2 separate regions of the Homo sapiens genome follow, and region 2 is linked to region 1. Evidence: read pairs that join two places in POLR2A ChIA-PET (ENCODE). Cell type or tissue: Panc1. All regions are shown on one strand. Links, peaks and the distances in the headings refer to the core of each region. The heading gives the core; the rest is flanking DNA.

Evidence for each region. ChIA-PET counts read pairs that join two places held together with the same protein. Peaks named below come from ENCODE experiments on the same cell type or tissue, not always from the same donor. Only the 100,000 strongest peaks of a DNase experiment are listed, where the experiment ranks them.
Region 2: POLR2A ChIA-PET joins it to region 1 with 12 read pairs; 8 of 35 experiments call an interaction of 5 or more read pairs at or near these places.

Annotation. Positions count from the first base shown.
Region 1 is chr11:77,976,665-77,987,672 of GRCh38, reverse strand. It overlaps INTS4 (integrator complex subunit 4), which reads left to right. Exons shown (of 23, transcript NM_033547.4): 3 at 6,097-6,214; 4 at 8,571-8,677. Among named protein-coding and RNA genes, the nearest start is that of INTS4, 12 kb to the left of the region's middle. In Panc1, for the core only: no CTCF peak of the experiment used is centred there; no DNase peak of the experiment used is centred there.
Region 2 is chr11:77,908,772-77,919,779 of GRCh38, reverse strand. It overlaps INTS4 (integrator complex subunit 4), which reads left to right. Exons shown (of 23, transcript NM_033547.4): 15 at 802-959. Among named protein-coding and RNA genes, the nearest start is that of INTS4, 80 kb to the left of the region's middle. In Panc1, for the core only: no CTCF peak of the experiment used is centred there; a DNase peak (open chromatin) is centred at 5,352; H3K27ac peaks cover 270 bases.

The DNA.
Region 1 (11,008 bases), core at 1,602-9,601:
GCTGGTCGCGAATTCCTGAGCTCAAGCAACCCTCCTGCTTGGCCCTCCCAAAGGATTGGGATTACAGACGTGAGCTACCACATCTGACCAAAATCAGGATTTCTGTTCTCAAGAAGTTTTCGATCTCTCAGTGATCTATTTTCCGTTAGTCTTTTTCTTAGCAATATCTACCATTATTATTATATTAAAGATCTGTTACCAATAATCATCTATAATAATACTTCTTAGAGCAGTTAACATTATATTGCTTGTTAGAGTTTGAAAGCACTTTCCATATGTAATATTTTATTTAATCCTGGTGACAGCACCATTGTTATCTCTAAATTCCAGATATGGAACTAAGCTTAGAGCTGTTTAGTATCCAAGGTCACCCAGCTAGTAAATGGAAGGTATGGATTTGAACTTGGGTTTTTTTTTTAAAAAACCTTTTGTTATGGAACATTTCAGATATATACTATGTAAGTAAAGAGAATAGTTTAATTAATTCCCATGTACCCATTACCTGGCTTCAAAAATTATCATTTTGTGGCCAAACTTGTTTCATTTTCCCTCTTCCCCAATCCACTTCTACTTCTTTACCCTCACCTTCTCCACCAGATTCTTATGAAAATAAATTCCTGGCATCATATTATTTTAATCATAAATTTTGATTTATATCTTTAAGTGGTGAAGACTCTTTTTTTATTATTATACTTTAGGTTCTAGGGCACATGTGCACAACGTGCAGGTTTGTTACATGTGTATACATGTGCCATGTTGGCTTGCTGCACCCATTAACTCATCATTTACTTTAGGTATTTCTCCTAATGCTATCCCTCCCCCAGCCCCCCACTCCCCAACAGGCCCCGGTGTGTGATGTTTCCCGCCCTGTGTCCAAGTGTTCTCACTGTTCAATTCCCACCTATGAGTGAGAACATGCGGTGTTTGGTTTTCTGTCCTTGTGATAGTTTGCTGAGAAGGATGGTTTTCAGCTTCATCCATTTCCCTGCGAAGGACATGAACGCATCCTTTTTTATGGCTGCATAGTATTCCATGGTGTATATGTGCCACATTTTCTTAATCCAGTCTATCGTTGGTGGACATTTGGGTTACTTCCAAGTCTTTGCTCTTGTGAATAGTGCCGCAATAAACATACGTGCACATGTATCTTTATAGTAGCATGATTTATAATCCTTTGGGTATATACCCAGTAATGGGATTGCTGGGTCAAATGGTATTTCTAGTTCTAGATCCTTGAGGAATTGCCGCACTCTCTTCCACAATGGTTGAACTAATTTACACTCCCAACAGTGTAAAAGTGTTCCTATTTCTCCACATCCTCTCCAGCATCTGTTGTTGCCTGACTTTTTAATGATTGCCATTCTAACTGATGTGAGATGGTATCTCATTGTGGTTTTGATTTGCATTTCTCTGATGACCAGTGATGGTGAGCATTTTTTCATGTGTCTGTTGGCTGCATAAATGTGGCGAAGACTCTTAAAAAACATAATCTTTTGTCATGTCTAAAAGCAAAATTTAACTCAGGTGTTCTGATGTCAGATCTCAAGCACTTTAACCAGTCCATGCTGCATGCATTAATCAAGTGGACCCTAGCTCCTAAGGAAATGAGGAGGGATGCCAGATGGACCCAGTTCTAGATTGTTGACCATAGTGTTTTTTACCCTTTCTTCTGTTCTATCCAGAAATGTGGTATTTTATGTTAATATTTTAGTGGATAAAACTACTCTGGCTTCTGCTTTTTCCTACTTTTTTTTTGTGATCAGGCATTAGTATCTGAACTTATTTCACATGATTGATTCTTCACTTATGCTACTGTGCTAGTAGCTATGGAGGATGCAGAGCTGTGAGATATGTTCTTTGTCCTTTAGGGGCTAGCAGTGTAGTCGGCAGACCATATATGTAGTATGTAGATAGTAAGTGCTAAAGTTTTCCATTTGCTTATTTTTTCATTTGCTCAGCATGTCTGAATACTTACTCTGTGCCAGGCTTTGTGCTTCATGTTGGTAATAGAGATGTAGATGATGTAATCCCTGATCTGAGTCTTGAGTAAATAAGAAATGAATTAATAACAATACAGTGTTTCAGGTCTTATGAAATCTGGGGTAGGTTATGATATGGCCTCAAAGAAGGGGGCGATTAATTATTGGAAGCAGGGATCCAGAAATGCATTATAGAGTGGTAGCGATGCTTGAGAAAAGTCCTAGAAATAGATTTTGGCCAGTTGGAAGACAGGGGGAAAGACATTTTAGTTGTGAGCAACCGTGAACATGGGCATGGAGATGTGAGACAGGCTATCACATTAGAAGAAATGCAGCTAGTTTGGCTGGTGCAGATTTTAGGTTGGGAGCTCATCAAGAGATAAGACCAGAAGATTTGGAAGGCATCTGATTCTAAAGGGCCTTGTATTCTACCTTGTCAGTTTTTGTTTTAGAAATGTCACTCTGAGGGGAAGTATGGAGGATAAAGGAATTGGATGGACTGGAGTTAGAGTGACCAATTAGAAGACTGTAAGTTTGGGGAAAGGTGATGAAAGCCTGAACCAAGACAGTTTTAATGGTCAGAAGAAACAATTATTAGAGAAGGCTTCCCTGGAGGTAATTCTGTTTTTAGCTCAGGTGTGAAGGAGATCATTTATGTGTCATAGTAGAAGGAGTGCTAAGGGATTATTTCAGAAAGTAAAAGAACTTGAGTAAAGTATCCAAATGGATAAGGAATGTCACTAGGTCAGATGCTCTCTTATCTGCTTTTTTTTTTTTTTCATTTACATTTATTTTCTTTTCCCCCCCTTTTTTCCCTTTTTTTTCCTAACAAGGTCTCACTCCAGGCTGGAGTGCAGTGGTGCTATCATGGTTCACTGAAACCTCCACCTCCCAGGCTTATGCAATCCTCTCACCTCAGCCTCCTAAGTAGCTGGAACTATAGGCATGTGCCACCATGCCTGGCTAATCATTTCTTAATTGTGGTAACAATTAAAATTTATTATCTTAACCATTTTAAGTGTGCAGTTCATGTGTGTTAAGTACATTCATATTGTTATGCAGCCATCACCACCATCCATCTCCAGAACTCTTTTCATCTTGTAAAACTGAAACTCTTTCCCCATTAAACAGTAATCCTCCATCACCCCCACCTCCAGCCCCTGGCAACCACCATCTACCTTTTTTTTTTTTTCATTTTTTGACACAGAGTCTCACTCTGTCACCCAGGCTGGAGTGCAGTGGCGTGATCTCAGCTCACTGCAACTTCTGCCTCCTGTGTTCAAGTGATTCTCCTGCCTCGGCCTCCCGAGTAGCTGGGACTATAGGCGTGCACCACCATGCCTGCCTAATTTTTGTATTTTTGGTAGAGACAGGGTTTTGCCATGTTGGTCAGTCTGGTCTCAAACTTCCTGACGTAGGGTGATCTGCCTGCCTTGGCCTCCCAAGGTGTTGGGATTACAGATGTGAGCCACTGTGCCCGGTCTCATTCTACATTTTGTCTCCGTGATTTCAACTGCTCTAAGTACCTCATATAAGTGGAATTATAAAGTATTTGTCTTTTTGTGCCTGGCTTTTTTCACTTAGCATAATATCCTCTAGGTTTATCCATGTGTTAGGCTATGTCAGAATTTCCTTCTTTTTTAAGGCTAAATAATATTCCATTATGTGTATATACCATATTTTGCTTATCTTTTCATTTGCCAATGGATACTTGCATTGCTTCCACATTTTAGCTGTTGTGAATAATGCTGCTATGAACATATTTGTCCAAATATTTCTTCAAGACCCTGCTTTAAATTTTTTTGAGTATATACCCAAAAGTGGAATTGCTGGATCATATGTAATTCTATTATTAATTTTTTGAGGAGCCACCATACTGTTTTCCTACACTTGATCTTAGCCAAAAGGCCCAGAAGCGATTTCCATCATACTGTTTTCCACAGTGGCTTTGCTGTTTTACATCCCCACCAGCAGGTCACAAAGATTCTAATTTCTCTACATCCTCGCCAACACTTGTTTTCTGTTTTTTGATAGTAGCCATCTTAACGAGTATGAGATGGTGTCTCATTGTAGTTTTGATTTGCATTTCTGTAATGATTAGTGATGTTGAGCCTCTTTTCATGTGTTTATTTGGCCATTTGTATATCTTCTTTGGAGAAATGTCTATTCAAGTTCTTTGCCCAGTTTTGATTTGGGTTGTTTCTCTTGTTCAGTTTTGGAATTGTTAATATATTCTGTTACTAATTTCAAATCAAGAATCTAACTTTACAACTTAAAGAACTAGAAGAAGACTGGGGCATGGTGACTCACACGTGTAATCCCAGCACTTTGGGAGGCCTAGGCAGGAGCCCAGGAGTTCAAAACCAAACCGGCAACATAGTGAGACCCTGTCTCTATTATTTAACAAAACAAAACTAGAAAAACAGCAAACTAAACCCAAACTTAGTAGAAGGAAGAAAATAATAAAGATCAAGGAACTGTTATTTGACTGCTTACTATATGCCCATTTTTGTGCTAGTAATTTTCCTCTCAGTAGCCCTCTGAGGTTATTACCCCCATTTCACAGATAAGGCTCAGAGAGGTTAATTGTTTAAGACATACAGCTGTTGTGTAGTGAATCCAGGCTTCACACCTACATCTGGCTAATTTCAAAGCCCTTTCTCTTTCTGCTTCACTTCACACCTTAAGGTAAGTTCCCAAGAAAGTGACTTTTCTAAAGTTATGTGCATAATAAGTGGCATAGCATGCCAGGATTTTAGATCTTCCAACGCTGTATCTATTGCCCCTTCTCCTGCTTTAGGCCTCCTTATTGTGCCTGGTGACCTCCTTAGAAACTGAATATAGGAGGCAGGGAGTTGGTCTTATTTGAAAAGCACCTTATCCTTTGAGCATACACTTAAGTAATTTTGTCTTTAGTATAGAAAGATGATCTATTCTCAGCACTGGTTAGGTACTTTTTTTCCTCTCATTTCACATATATTTATTGATCTTTTCAGTGTCAGGTATTGTGCTATATTCTTGAGATATGGCAGTGAACAAGAGAGCATTCCTGTTTGTCTTTGGAGGAAATTTCTCACCACAGGAATTTTGGTGCCCATTAGAGACCACCTCCCTCTCTCTAAGCTAAAACAGCCAGACTATTTCTTTGTCAGTCTCCCCTGCAGCTGGGGCCCAGGCACAAGACTTACACTCAGACAGTCACACTTGCCTCCTCCAGACTTCTAATCAGGATCTGGTGATTCAAAAAAGCAGGTAGGGCTGAGCGTGGTGGCTCACACCTGTAATTCCAGCATTTTGGGAAGCCAAGGCAGGAGGATTGCTTGAGCTCAGGAGTTTGAGACCAACTTGGGCAACAAAGCAAAAGCTCATCTCTACTAAAAATTAAAAAAAAGTAGCCAGGTGTGGTAGCATGTATCTGTAGTCCCAGCTACTTGGGAGGCTGAGGTTGGAGGTTCACTTGAGCTCAGGAGGTCAAGGCTCTAGTTAGCCATGATGGCGCCACTGCACTCTGACCTGGGAGACAGTGAGACCCTGTTTCAAAAAAAAAAAAAAAAAAAGACAGGTAGAATGAAAGATTCTTTCTGGTGATAGCAGTGGTAGCTGCAACACTCACTTTCCAGGGACTCCAAAAGCAGTGGTACTGGCAGCAATGTTGTATACCCAGTTGTTGGTGCAAGTTGCTCTGACTTGTGTCTAACATGACTACTCAGTGGAGGTCAGGTGCTTTTAATGCCAGTGGCACGTTTTTTATTAGAAGATAATGACATCAGAATGGCATAGAAAAGTTCTCATTCACTTTGCAGTATTTGGATGTAATGTATCAACTGAGAAAGCTGTCTCCCCGGCAGAGGTTGCATTGAGCCAAGATCACGCACTGCACTCCAGGCTGGGCAACAGATTAAAACTCCATCTCAAAAATAAATAAATAAATAAATAAATAAATAAATAAATAAAAGAAAGCTGTCTCTCCAGAAGTATATAAAATTAATTTTTCAGAAATGATGCCATAGAATACTTGGATCATTGAATCTCTTTTGGGATGTTAGTTTTCCATGTTCCTGTTTGTTGGTTAGCTAAGTGTAAAGCATCAAAGTGACAATTGCTTCTTTTTTTCCAGGAGAATGATCCATCTGTGAGACTGAAAATTGCATCATTGTTGGGTTTATTATCAAAGACAGCAGGATTTTCACCAGACTGCATTATGGATGATGCCATCAACATCCTGCAGAATGAAAGTAAGTTGCAATTTAAAAGCTCTATAGTCAGAGCAGAAATATTTAGTTCTTTTTGTATAGAATTTAGGACAAAATTTTGTTGTGTTGATTGTTATTGAAGAGGAATTTGAGGATAATTTAATGAAACCATATATACATATTTACATTAGAGTAGAAATACAGTTTTATCTCTTAATAGCTGTCATTTATTGGCCAGGTACCTACCATATATTTGAGGTAGTTTACATATGATATAGACATTATTGTCCCTTTTTTTTTTTTTTTTTTTGCTTGTTTGTTTTTTGTTTTGAGGCAGGGCCTTGATATATTGAGCAGCCTGACTCCAGGCTGGAGTCCAGAAGTCCAAACATGTTAATGACCCTTGCTATATATTACCCTATTGCTTTCTAAAAGGATTATTTCAGCTTACACTGAAACCTGTAACTGAACATACAGTACTCGTTCCATCAAGAAACTTTTTTTTTTTTTAACGGAGTCTCGCTCTGTCTCCCAGGCTGGAGTGCAGTGGCACGATCTCGGCTCACTGCAAGCTCTGCCTCCCGGGTTCACGTCATTCTCCTGCCTCAGCCTCCCAAGTAGCTGGGACTACAGGTGCCTGCCACCACGCCCTGGCTGATTTTTTTTGTATTTTTAGTAGAGACAGGGTTTCACCATGTTAGCCATGATGGTCTTGATCTCCTGACCTTGTGATCCACCCACTTCAGCCTCCCAAAGTGCTGGAATTACAGGCGTGAGCCACTGTGCCCGGCCAAGACACATTTTTAAAAGCACTAAAACAGGCTAGGCACAGGTTAGGCTAGGCCTGTAATACCAAAACTTTGGGAGGTCGAGGTGGGAGGATCCCTTGAGCCCAGGAATTTGAGACCAGTCTGGGCAACATAATTAGATCTTGTCTCTACAAAATATTAAAAAATTAGCCAAACATGGTTGCTCACACCTTTATCCCAGCTGCTTGGGAGGCTAAAATGTGAGGACTTCTTGGGCCTAGGAGATTGAGGCTGCAGTGAGCCATGATCATGCCACTGCATTTCAGCCTGGGTGACAGAGCGAGACGCTGTCTCAAAAAATAAATTAAAATAAAAAAATAAATACAAGCACCAAAACAATAGCATTGCTTCAGTACAGAAGTATCATTTTTTCCCATGGAAAATTCTTATGGTAGCTACATGAGAGGTGACATTTTAAGGATAACTAGGTGTTCAGTGGGGAGTGGGGTCAAGAATGGAGTCAGGTGTGGGGGAAGGCATTCTACTTAGAGAAGTTAGCCTGAGCAAAGATAGGGGGCATGTAATTATAAGTAGTTGGAAAAAAGAGTGTTAAAGGAGACCTGAAAAAGATGAAGCTAGAAAGATAGGCAAGGGTAGACAACATGGAAGGCCTGGTATGTATGTATTATATGCCTTCTAGGATATTTGGACTTTATCTTGAAGGCAATGGAAAACTTTTTTTTTTTTCTGTTTCTTCTTTTTTTTTTTTTTTTTGAGATGGAGTCTTGCTCTGTCGCCTAGGCTGGAGTGCAGTGGAGCGATCTCGGCTCACTGCAACCTCCGCCTCCCGGGTTCAAGCGATTCTCCTGCCTCAGCCTCCTGAGTAGCTGGGATTACAGGCACGTGCCACCATGCCTGGCTATTTTTTGTGTTTTTAGTAGAGATGGTGTTTCACCATGTTGGTCAGGCTGGTCTCGAATTCCTGACCTCATGATCTGCCCGCCTCAGCCTCCCAAAGTGCTGGGATTACAGGCATAAGCCACCACCGTGCCTGGCCTTTTTTTTTTTTTTCTGTTTCTTAGTGTGAAAAAACTCTTGAATCAGTCAAGCACTAAACATTTTTGGAGCACACTATGTATATAGAACTGTACTCTATCCCGTGGAGGACTCAGACATTTAAACATGATCCCTTTAGGAACTTAGCTTTTAGTTGAGGGCATGAAGGATCACACAGTAGAACCCAGTTGACAAAAGTCTGTTTTTTTTTCTGTTTTTTTAGGACTGGGTCTCGCTCTGTTGCCCAGGCTGGAGTGCTGTGGCGCGATTACGGCTCACTGCTGCCTTGATCTCTGAGGCTCAAGCAGTCCTCCTACCTCGGCCTCCTAAGTAGCTGAGACTCTGGGCGCACACCACCTGGCTGACTCATTTTTTCAGATTTATTTTTGTAGAAACGGAGTCTCCCTATGTTGCCCAGGCTCGTCTTGAACTCCTGGGCTCAAGGGATTCTCCTGCCTAGGCTTCTCAAAGTGCTGGGATTACAGTTGTGAGTCACTGCGCCTAGCCAATCTACATTCTTTACCCAAGTAAATTAGTTTATATAGTTACCCCTTTCGAAATTCTACAAGCCAACTTTCTATCTCCCTCTCTAGAGTCTCATCAAGTCCTAGCTCAACTGCTGGATACTTTGCTTGCAATTGGCACTAAGCTACCAGAGAATCAAGCTATCCAAATGCGATTAGTTGATGTGGCCTGCAAGGTAAGAGTATAAAATCTATTCAGATCCATCCTAAACTGGTAACTGAGGACTGCTAAGGACCATTAATGGTTTTAGGAGCTGCCTTATTTTTTTCATCTCTTGGTGTTGGATTAGGAATAAAGTTAAGTACACTTGTTATAAAGTGTATTTCGTCATCCTTTCAAAACAAATGAAAATAATTACAGTACATAGTTACTGTGTATATTGTGCCTAATAATGCACTCTGCTTGTTATGGTGCTTTGTATTCAGTTTTTCATTTGGTCCTCACAATCCTTCAAGTAAGTACCGTTATTTCTCTTTTACAAAGGTGAAAATTAAGATTTATGGAGTCTGATTTGTCTAAGTTTGCACAGCTAGGAGGTTGCAGTACCAGGGTATAAACTGTATTTTTTCTGACCCCAAACTTGTTTTGTTTTTATTATGCCTTGTTGCTTCAATAAACAGACCAACTATACACAAGTAAATGTATGGGAAAAGTTTTGTACGTTCTTTTTTTCTGATTTTTAAATACATGTATTAATACATTAATTGTGCCTTTTGATTTAATTTGGAGGTTAATTAGCCTCTTTGTGTATACACAGCAACCCCTAGAACCCTGTAGAATTGATTTTACTTTGGATCTTTTTGATAACTTTGAGAATATAAAAAAGTCAAATGCATTTGAATTGTGTTAGAGTATTATATTCTTGAAATTAGAAAGCTATCTCAGAGATGCAGGAAAGATTACTTGATTTATCTTAAAACAACAGGCATACATAAAACCAAAAACACTTTGACAAGTACAATACTAAAAGCTTAAATAGGGCCAGGTGCGGTGGCTCACACCTATAATCCCAGCACTTTGGGAGGCAGAGGTGGGCGGATCATTTGACATCAGGAGTTTGAAACCAGCCTGACCAACATGGTGAAACCCCATCTCTACTAAAAATACAAAAAAAATTAGCCGGGCACGGTGATGCCTGCCTGTAATCCCAGCTACTAGGGAGGCTGAGGCAGGAGAATCGCTTGAACCTGCAAGACGGAGGTTATGTGAGTGGAGATTGAGCCACTGCACTCCAGTCTGGGTGATAGAGTGAGACTCTGTCTTTAAAAAAAAAAACAAAAAAACAAAAAAAACAGCTTAAATGGAAAAAACTAGGGATTATGTGTGTGGGAGAGTAAGTACGTCTCCCCTGTGAGAGGAAATATATATCTGTGAAGTTTGCTTCTGAGAGTTGTCATAATGAATGGGTTGTGATATCTGCAGTAACTGTTTCTTAAATCTGCTTTAAATATATTTTTAACTATAAGATTTTATATTATATACTTAAATATATTTTTTATTATAATAATTTGTACTCATAGAAAATTCGGAAAGATACTGAAAACTGTAAAGAAAAATGCATTCATAATTCAGTACCCAAAGGGAATCATTATTTGTCTTTTGATATATGGCTTTCTGATTTTTTTTCTGTATGCAAATCATTTGCCATTTTTTTTCTTTAAATACATTGCTGTAATCATATAATTTTGCTCCTTTTTTGCTAACATAAGTATTTTTCTTGTATGTGTTTTATAAACATAATTTGTAATGGCTGTGTGATATTGTGATATAATTTTGCTCCTTTTTTGCTAACATAAGTATTTTTCTTGTATGTGTTTTATAAATATAATTTGTAATAGCTGTGTGATATTGTGTCCAATAATTAAACCATACTTTTTACCTAACTATTCACCTATTACTGAATTTACATTGTAGCCATTTATTTAATTGGAAATAATACTGCAGGGCATATTGTTAGTCTAAAATATTTTCCGTATTTAAAATTATTTCTGAAACACAGACTATCAAAATAGAATTACTAAATTACTAATTGAAAACATTTAGAATTTATTTATTTTTATTTTTATTTTATTTTATTCTTTTTATTTCTTTTTTATTATACTTTAAGTTTTAGGGTACATGTGCACAACGTGCAGGTTAGTTACATATGTATACATGTGCCATGTTGGTGTGCTGTACCCATCAACTCGTAATTTAACATTAGGTATATCTCCAAATGCTATCCCTCCCCCCTTCCCCCACCCCACAACAGGCCCTGGTGTGTGATGTTCCCCTTCCTGTGTCCATGTGTTCTCATTGTTCAGGTCCCACCTATGAGTGAGAACATGTGGTGTTTGGTTTTTTGTCCTTGCAATAGTTTGCTGAGAATGATGGTTTCCAGCTTCATCCATGTCCCTACAAAGGACATGAACTCATCATTTTTTATGGCTGCATAGGATTCCATGGTGTATATGTGCCATATTTTCTTAATCCAGTCTATCATTGTTGGACATTTGGGTTGGTTCCA
Region 2 (11,008 bases), core at 1,777-9,776, 68 kb after region 1:
TTTGCTCTCTCCTCCCCATCCATCTTAAAAGGTAACCACTTTTAACAGTAAGAATAAGTATATCTGTAGGGCTAGGCCAAAAATAAAAAAAAATTATTCTCATGAAAAAATTATATGCTATATAAATTTATTTGGGAATAAATCATTATTCTTCCTTCAAGTGAAAGATAAGATAGTGTTTTAAAGATAAATGTGGCCGGGTGCAGTGGCTCACGCCTGTAATCCCAGCACTCTGGGTGGCCGAGGCAGGCAGATCACCTGTGGTCAGGAGTTCGAGACCAGCCTGACCAACATGGAGAAACCCTGTCTCTACTAAAAATACAAAATTAGCTGGGTGTGGGGGCGGCCACCTCTAATCCCAGCTACTCAGGAGGCTGAGGCAAGAGAATCGCTTGAACCTGGGAGGCGGAGGTTGCAGTGAGCCGAGATGGTACCATTGCACTCTGGGCAACAAGAGTGAAACTCTGTCTAAAAAAAAAAATGTAACAACAGTTCAATTTTTAGTCTCCTTCCTAGGGTTGGCCCATTTATTTCAGTTAGCAATAGAAAATATTATATCTTTCTGTTTTTCTCCTGGCAGCTGTGGCTGTATTGGGTAGACCATGTTTGCATTTTGTCTCTTTCTCTTTAACTCCCAATGTTGCTGAGGAAGGGGAGAAATGTTATTTATAGAATATCCTAGCCTTTTTTCCCCTTTGTTTTGTTTAGCTCACGTTTTTAATGTGCTTTTATGTGTTTGTGTGTGTGTTACCAAAAGCTGAGCCACCAAACTTAATGACTCTGTAATCCCACTCTGCTTAGTTACCAGGTAGAAAACTGGTGTCATCAGCTGTTTCTCCCAGCATCATACCTCAAGAGGATCCTTCCCAGCAGTTCCTGCAGCAGAGCCTTGAAAGAGTGTATAGTCTTCAGCACTTGGACCCTCAGGGAGCCCAGGAGCTGCTGGAATTCACCATCAGGTAGGGTAATCATCCCTTCATCTGACAGAGTTAGTGCTGTTACACTCAGCTTGACTGTTCTGAATTCTGGTGTTGGTTACTAGGCTTGATATTCTGACTTTATTGGTCTACATTCACACACGGTTTTATGGTCTGTTTATATTTGGATTAGATTGTGGTTTGAACATATTTTTTAAAAGAGCTCTTTATATTCATGACTCGATTGATGATTAGTACACAACAGAAATAGTTACAAAGAACCTGTTTTTAGTTTTTTAATTTTATATATTAGGATGAGTGACCAAAATGCAAAGTAACAGTGGCTAAAACAGGAGCAAAGTTTAATTCTTTCTCATAGGCAGGACAGGGCTGAGATGACCATCAGGGATCTAGGCTTGCTCTTTTTTTTTTTTTTTTTTTTTTTTGAGACAGGGTCTCACCCTGTCACCCAGGCTGGAGTGCAGTGGCATAATATCAGCTCACTGCAAGTGATTCTCCCACTTCAGCCTCCCAAGTAGCTGGGACCACAGGCATATGCCACCACACCTGGCTAATTTTGGCTTTTTTTTTTTTGTAGAGTCGAGGTTTCACCATGGTGGCCAGGCTGGTCTCAAACTCCTGAGCTCAAGTGATCCTCCCGCCTCGGCCTCCCAAAGTGCTGGAATTACAGGCGTGAGCCACTGTGCCCGGCCTAGGCTCATTCTTTCTTCTGTCTTCATCTTCTGCATCAAGCAGCCTCTGCTTAACAATTCAGATCTAACTGTGCCCCCTGTATTCCATCCTGTGGGGAAAAGGAAACAGGAAGAGAAAGGTATCATCTCCACCCTGTGGTTTGTTTAAAGACACTTCCCAAAAGTTGTACACTCTAATTTTACTTGCATTCCATTGACTAGAACTTAAGTCACATGGCCATCTCTCACTTCAAGGAGCGAGGACATGCAGTCTTTATTCTGGGTGACTAATGCCTGGTTTACATGCGATGACTCTAATACTCAGGAAGAATGGGAGAAAGATATTGGGGAACAACCAAAAGGCTCTGCCAGACCTTCCTCAAAATGGCCTGAATGATATGAAAAAAATTTAAACTCATTTGCTTTTAGCAAAAGCAGTATTGTTTGCTCTTAAAAGATTAAAAAATTATATCTTTGAGGAGCAAACAGTACTGCTTTTGCTAAAAGCAAATGAGTTTAAATTCTTTATTGTTTGCTCTTAAAAGAGAAAAATATTATATCGGCCAGGTGCAGTGGCTCATGCCTGTAATCCCAGCACTTTGGGAGACTGAGGCGGGAGGATCACTTGAGGCTAGGAGTTCAAGACCAGCCCCGTTGAGTGAAACCCCATCTCTACTAAAAATACAAAAATTAGCCAGGTGTGGTGGCACGCGCCTGTAATCCCAGCTACTTGGGAGATTGAGGCACAAGGATCGCTTGAACTCGGGAGGCAGAGCTTGCAGTGAGCCAGGATTGCGCCACTGCACTCCAGTCTGGGCAACAGAGTGAGACTCCATCTCAAAAAAAAAAAAGAAAGAAGGAAAAATATTATATTATATAATTTGTATCTTAGTTGAGATCTCTTTTGATCTGCCCGGAAGAGTATTTGGTACCAGCCACATTCAATTAATAATTTTTAGTGGATGATTTCATTCCATACACTAAGAAACAAGCTCTGTGCTAGATACAGATCAGCTAGCTAGGATTCTGCCCTTAGAGAGCCCATGTAGACAAGATGGATATAGACAAAGACTTATGATGGTGGATAACAGCGCTTTGTACTTTGTTCATGCTTTCCTGTCCATTATTGCATCTTAACATGTTATAAAGCCAGCCAACTGAACCATCCTCCAAGTTATGTTTTCCCATTATATTAGGTCATTCATTCACTTAGCAGCATTAACTATTTGTTTATTCTAATAAGCCAGTTGCTGAGGGTAGAGAGAAATAAGAAATGACATTTGTTCTTAAGGTACTCACTGTTTATTACAGGACCCAGAAATCATCAATTTGATAAATGATACAGTGAAGAGAAGCATAGATGCTGTGGAAAAACAGATGAAAGTCCCCGACCCATCACGGTAGTGGTGGTGAGGGATGCTTCACAAAGGAGAAGATCCTTTAGCTAGTATGAAATGATAACTGAGCATGTCAGTTTCGTAGTCCATGTGCAGAAGACAGTTCCAACTTCAGCAGACATTAGAAGAGCTGGGAGACCTGAGGGAGAACAGCCTCCCAGAACTGCAGTGGTGTAGTATAGTGATTGAGTGAATGGAGCTTTGAGGGCAGACTCATTTTGTTTAACGTCTGAGCTAATACAGTCATGCACTGAATAACAACGTTGTGGTGGTCCCATGATTATATTTTTACTGTACCTTTTTGATGTTTAGATATACAGATATTTACCATTGTTTACCATATTTACCAATATTTACCATTGTAACCAGTGTTACAGTTGCCTACAGTCTTTAGTACAGTAACATGCTGTACAGATTTGTAGCCTAGGAGCAACAGACTATACCATATAGCCTAGGTGTGTAGTAGGCTATACCATTTAGATTTGTGTAAATATACTCTATGATGTTTGTGAGACAAAATCACATAACAGTGTATGTCTCAGAATGTATCTCCATCGTTAAACAACACATGACTTGTAGTTGTTTGATCTTAGTCAAGTTTATTGCTCAGGGTTCATTTGCAGAAAACAAAAGAGGCTTTTAACTAATTTAAGCAGAAAGAAATTTATTACAGAATGTTACATGGCTCACAGAGTTGTTGGGAAGGCTAAAGAAACAGACTAGGTGGAATATCCAGGAATGATTTCCAGAGCCACACAATGAGTGGGCCACCAAGGAGGCTGATGTTCCTGCTATGATCAGGAAAGCTGCCTATTGAGTCAGGATGCTACCAATAAAGCTGCTGGCTCCAGAACCATGTCTTGCATTCTGCCTTTCTTCCCACTTAACATTATTCCCTATGCAAAACTCATGCGAATGTGTTTGATTGACTGATAATAAATCATGTCTGGAACCTAGCTCAAGGGAATCTGAGAAATGCAGTTTTTAACTTTGCAGCTTATGTAGTCTAGGAAGATACAGTAGATGAAGATAGGAATACCACGAGTGAGTGAGCCAAATCCAGTATATGCCATAAGTACCAACTGCTGTTAGCTCCAGTTTACTCACCTGGGGGACTTGGTGACTTGCTGGGTGCAGGGGTGGGAGTGAGGAACTGAGAGATAAATGGGTGGTCTGATACTCTAGTAATCCAATAAAAAGTTGAGGGTGTCCTGGGCTCCCCTGGGAGTGCCGTGGGCTTGGGCTGGACAGGTCGTGGGGAGAATGCTGGGTAGGTGGGTGCAGCTGCAGCCACAGGAGAGCCAGAGTGTGCAGCATGTGTCCAGCGTGAGCCTCCTGAGCTTCCACCTGGGTCACTTAGTCTTTGTGCCCCTGGGAAGCCTCTAGAAGCCACACAGAGGCCCATAGCAACTCTCATGCCCTGGAGGGTCTCACCAGCCACTCCAGTGATGGGCCCCCCAGTAGCTCTGGGACCCAAGCAGGGATGATTCACAAAGTCCCTACCTAGCACAGGCCTTCACAGTTCAACAAGAAAATCCTACTGTTGACTGGATTTTTAAAAATCAGTGGAGGAGATCACACTAGAAATGATAGATACTGCAAGAAACAAAGCTTGAGTGAAAGCTTGTTACCGTAATGAATGGACTCACACATATCACTGCTTTGCAGTGATAGCATCAGCCAAAAGGGCTGCAGAACATGAATCGTTAACAAGTTGAAATATGTCAAAGATGGCTGTGTGGTGTGAAGAAGCTGCATTAGCTGCACAGGCTAAGCCTAAATGATATTCCAAATGGCAGAGTGTTCACCTGAATACCATCACTGTAATCAGTAACAATAAAAGATAGGGAAAACTGAATTATTTTTTAGGTTGAAATGATTTTAGCATGGCAGTTTGTTCTCTTGCCACTGTACATTGAATCATATACTTGATATTTATTGTGTGCCTGTGATGTGCCAGTAACAGTACTCTAAACTAGGAGTCCCCAGACTACAGCCTGTGGACCAAAGCTGGCCTGTTGCCTGCTTTTGTATGTAAGATCTGATTGAAGCACACCCACGCTCATTTGTTTAGGTATTGTCTATAGTTGCTTTCATGCTACAATCACAGAGTTGAGTAGTTGCCACAGAGACCATACGGCCTGTAAAAGCTAACATATTTACTATTTGACCTTTTACAGAAAAAATTTGCTGACCCTGCTGTAAGCTCTGGGCAGTCCACAGCTCTGTAAGCGGAGATTCCAGTCCTTTCTATACCTCTTGTGAAGCGATTTCTCTTCTCCCTCAACAAAGTGTTTAGTTTTGGAGGCCACTGAATGAGGTTGTTGGCCCTGAGCCCAGTAAAATACAGTCTACTTCCTGACTCATCCCCACCTAAATAAACATTTAGATTTTGTCCTTGACAGTTTTATCCTGTTGGCACTAAAGCAAGTGCAAAAGGCACAAAAGCTAGCCAATTTGGTGATCAGCTGCAGTGCTGGCTCTTAGAAGGTACTCGCCTTCATGGTCTGGGTTTCCTGAGATGATAGTCTTGCTAGGCAGTGGCCGGCCAGATCACTGTCCTAAGTTTGGGGCTCTGTGTTTCTAGCTTGAGTGTGTATTCAGGAGCATAGGCAGGATGGTGAAAAATCTGGAAAGGGAAGCAGATGGACCATAGCACTGAGGGCACCTGCGATGTTTTACAACCATCATTGCAGACATGAAGTAATTTGCTAAGAAGAGGCAGAAGCAGGATTTGAGTTCAGCTTTGTCAACTCTAAAATCCATATTCTGTGATGTGCAGTGATTTACAGGGGATTCCTGTATCACATGAGATTAGATCAGTTGACCCCTGGGGTTCTCCACAACTTACACTTTCTGAGTTGTTATGGAGTGAAATGTTAGCCTTTCATACAGAAGGTTCTCTGATGAGGACTGGAGCCATGTATTTGTTAGTATGAGTGTAAAACAAATTTCACTGTCATACACAGTGCCCTGTTTTGTAATCCAAACAGCCATTTAACCCAATGAAGATCTCACCTATGAGCCAGATGCTGTGGCTTGCACCTGTAGAACTGTTGCGAAGATTATTGTAATGATATGTGGCAAAAGCATTTTGAGAATATCAGTTACATAGATAATAGTTGGACATTTATGGATGTTTGCTTTAAAATTTAAACTAACTGGCTGGGCACAGTGGCTCATGCCTGTAATCCCAACACTTTGGGAGGCCAAGGTGGGCGGATCACGAGCTCAGGAGATCGAGACCATCCTGGCTAACACGATGAAACCCCATCTCTACTAAAAATACAAAAAATTAGCCAGGCGTGGTGGCGGGTGCCTGTAGTCCCAGCTACTCGGGAGGCTGAGGCAGGAGAATGGTGCGAACCTGGGAGGCAGAACTTGTGCTGAGCAGAGATCACGCCACTGCACTCCAGCCTGGGCGACAGAGTGAGACTCCATCTCAAAAAAAAAAAAAAAAAAAAAATTTAAACTAACTGGCTTATTTAACATACTGGACATGTTCTTGACATTTTGTAACTAAATCAAATTTTATAAATGTAATCATGTTTAAACTCACTAGCAGGCAGGGTTGAAGGGGATTGTCTTTTAAGGAATGCTGCAGTCATTTGTCTGCTATTTCTCAGTATGAATAGTGACCTCCTGTTTTTCAAAGTTTACATTTTTGTGTTAAGTCCATGAAAGTGCTGTTGCTATACACAGTGTTGTTTCAGGAACCATATCACCTTAGAAGTGTTCCATAATAGAGAATTGTTCTTTTGGAGTAAAATAGCTCATTATTACCTGAAACAGAAGGGGCTTCATTTATCAGAGATAGAAAGAAATATACTACTTTTCTGATGGGAATTCTTTTACACACTAACCAATGAAGAACATGGGATTTTTTAGTTGAATTATTTAAAATCCTCTTTTTGCGTTGAAACTTTTATTGTCTTTTAGGTAGAGCACCTATTGTGTAGTATTGGAACTGGTCTCGTAATTAAAGAGTAGAAATACACGTTTGTAATCTGTCATCATCTAGGTGCAGGAATAAAGATCGCGTTTTAGAGGTCACCAAGACTTTGTGTTTATTTTGTATTTCCTAACATTCCTTTTTGCTCTACTAAGCTACTAAGAGACATTAATTATAAATTTGATTTTTAGAGATTCTAAGAGATTGAAAAAAATAAACTACATTTGATTTGCACATCCAGAATCTTTTTGACTATCTTTAATAGTGATTTAAATAATTAATTCAGCCTATTGTGTAAACTTAAAAAGAATCACTATATGTAAATGTGTTTACACATAGTGGCATAGTGGCATCATATAGATTGCTAATGTGTGTGTTCCTGGGAGGAACTGTTTTGCTCTGCCTGATAGCATCTAAAGAAAAGTGGCCCAGTGTATCCAGCTGTTTTTTTTTTTTTTTGGAGATGGAGTCTCCCTCTGTCGTTCAGGCTGGAGTGCAGTGGTGCAATCTCGGTTCACGGCAACCTCTGCCTCCCAGGTTCAAGCAATTCTCCTGCCCCAGCATCCTGAATAGCTGGGACTACAGGCGCACTCCACCACACCTGGCTAATTTTTTGTATTTTAGTAGAGATGGGGTATCACCGTGTTGCCCAGGCTGGTCTCGAACTCCTGAGCTCAGGCAATCCACCCACCTTGGCCTCCTAAAGTGCTAGGATTACAGGTGTGAGCCACCGCGCCTAGCCGTATCTAGTTTTAAATTAGTTTTGGTCTCATCTGTGTTTGATGTAATTAATAAATAAATGAAAAGAGTTTAATAGCAAATAAATAAATGAGATGCAATATGATATGGTTAAAAAAATACTTTTGGAGTCAGAGCTGACTCTGTCTAGTTCATGTCCTGTTTTGTTGTTTATTCTGTGACCTTAGGCAAGCCACTTAAATTTTGATCTTTAGTTTCCTGTTCAGTGAAATAGGATTAATTGCAATTCATATTGTGAGGATTAAGTGAGCTCAAGTAAGGAAACAGCCAGCACAGTACAGTGCACATAGAATGTGCTCAGTTTACCTTTCTCATTAGAGCCCATAGTCTCCTGATGGATGTCTAGACTGAGGCTTCCTGAGAATTGTGAGCATAAAGAGATAAAGAGAGGTAACACTGGGACACAGGATTTTTCCCAGAGCTAACAAGTTTCCATTTTTGTTTGTACAGAAGTTCAGATTTCTTATGGCTAATTGTGTTGGATTGGGTTACATCTTGTTTTGTGCACTTCAGAACAACTGCTACAATTCCGGGGCAGGGGAATAAAGTAACATTTGGAATCAGTTAGTTAATGTACAGTCAGTTGGTCTGTATTCTGTATAATTGTCATAGAAGGCAGAATCTTCCTGGAGAGGAAACACAAATGCTTCTGAAGTAGAATACTTCAGGGCTGTCTCTTGCAAGAGAAAAATCAGAGAAGCGAAAGGAAGAGACCATCTGGCCACCAAACTCACACTTCACAGTTGGGCTTAGCTAGTCTATGGTCTTGGCTTTCATTGTGCTGGGTTCCCACACTTTGGGTAGGCCCTCCAGGACCAGTTCAAGCAACCCAAACGAATAAGAAGTGATATATATCATACATTAATTCTTCAATCACTTTGAGAGTAATTTACTCTTTGCCCCTTTGTAGGCATCTCCTTCTTGATGTCAAAGTCCCCAGGAGGCATCGTTAACTATCGTAACGTTACCTGCCGAGCATGAGATGGGAGGAAGTGTCATAGTCCAGTGGACGGTTTTTTCCAGGCTACTGTGAAACCTGATGTGTTATGCCGGCCCTGAAACAGACAGCTTCCCAAGTGACTCAGACCTTAAGGTTTCCCACAGTTTCCATTTCTATTCAGAATTTAATGTTGCTATTAAAAAGTAATGAGGCAGCTTTCTATGAATGCTGAGATGGTTAGGTAATACACAAACACACACACACTCACATTCCTCCCCTAAAAAAGAAGAAAGCAAAGAAAACCAGTACTTTTTGTAAATGCATGGCATATCTCAAAATTCAAAAGAAACTGGTAATAGTAGTTGCCTCTGGGAAGGTATACAGGGTGGCAGGGCTACAGGGCACAGGCGTAGGAAGGGGGACTAATTTAATTTAATTTAATTGTATATCCTTTGAAAGCTATACCTTAAGTATGTATTAACTATTCAAAAAAACTAAATTTTTTTTTTAAAGAAACATTTTCTCTTTTTATTATACTTTAAGTTTTAGGGTACATGTGCACAATGTGCAGGTTAGTTACATATGTATACATGTGCCATGTTGGTGTGCTGCACCCATTAACTCACCATTTAGCATTAGGTATATCTCCTAATGCTATCCCTCCCCCCTCCCCCACCCCACAACAGGCCCCGGGGTGTGATGTTCCCCTTCCTGTGTCCATGTGTTCTCATTGTTCAATTCCCACCTATGAGTGAGAACAGGCAGTGTTTGGTTTTTTGTCCTTGTGATAGTTTGCTGAGAACGATGGTTTCCAGCTTCATCCATGTCCCTACAAAGGACATGAACTCATCATTTTTTATGGCTGCATAGTATTCCATGGTGTATATATGCCACATTTTCTTAATCCAGTCTATCATTGTTGGACATTTGGCTTGGTTCCAAGTCTTTGCTATTGTGAATAGTGCCACAATAAACATATGCGTGCATGTGTCTTTATAGCAGCATGATTTATAATCCTTTGGGTATATACCCAGTAATGGGATGGCTGGGTCAAATGATATTTCTAGTTCTAGATCCCTGAGGAATTGCCACACTGACTTCCACAATGGTTGAACTAGTTTACAGTCCCACCAACAGTGTAAAAGTGTTCCTATTTCTCCACATCCTCTCCAGCACGTGTTGATTCCTGACTTTTTAATGATAGCCATTCTAACTGGTGTGAGATGGTATCTCACTGTGGTTTTGATTTGCATTTCTCTGATGGCCAGTGATGATGAGCATTTTTTCATGTGTCTTTTGGCTGCATAAATATGAAAACTAAATGTTTTAAATCACCAATAATTCTAGCACAACTATTTTATTTGTGTATGACACTTTCTAATTTCTTACTATAGGCAGATATGTTTTCATATGGTTACAGTCATTGTGTCTATACTTATATCCAGTTAGGATGCTTTTCACAAGCTAGCTTATAATGGCTATTTATTTCCTGCTATGATCTGAAAGTTTATGTCTCCCCCAAATTCATATACTGCAATCCTAACCCCAAGGTGATGTTATGAGGAAGTGAGGTCTTTGGGAGGTGATTAGGTCATGAATGAGATTAATAACCTTTAAAAGAGGCCTAAGGGAGCTCGTTTGTGACTTCCACCATATGAAGATACATGTAGAAGGTGCAACCTATGAGGAAATGAGCCCTCACTAGAAACCAAATCTGTAGGTGTCTTGATTTTGGACTTCCCAGCCTATACAACTGTGAGAAATAAATTTCGGTTGTTTATAACCCACCCAGTCTATGATATTTTGTTATAGCAGTTGCATGACTAAGATATTTTTCCAGATGTCCAGAAATTGGAGATATGGTATGATTAAGTGGCTTATTTATATCATTGAGGACCTAGTTTCTCTATTTCTCTTTGGACTTTTCTTGTCTTCAGCATTGGCTTTATCTTAAGGGTTTTTCCCTTAGAGTTACAGTATGCTGCTAATGGCAATCAGGGCTATAAACATCCTTGCCCAGTCCGGCGAGAGACAGACAGACACACCAATTTGTTGTAAGCATGGAATAAAGTACTTTCAACTGAACTGATAAGGTCAACTCAGGTCACATATCCAGACAGACAATGTGCACTAATTGGCTTAGTTCAATCAGATACTACTTGGAATTGGGCTTGGGGACATGTTCCCTTGAACAAAATCAGAGTTCAATTAGTAATAAAGAAGTGGAGAATGGCTAACTGGACAGGCAACCAACAGTGTCTACCATAATACCTTTTAAAAAATAATGTTTTTTTCTGATACAAAAAAATACTTGTTCATTGTCTTAAAAACTCGGAAAATAAAGCATAGTT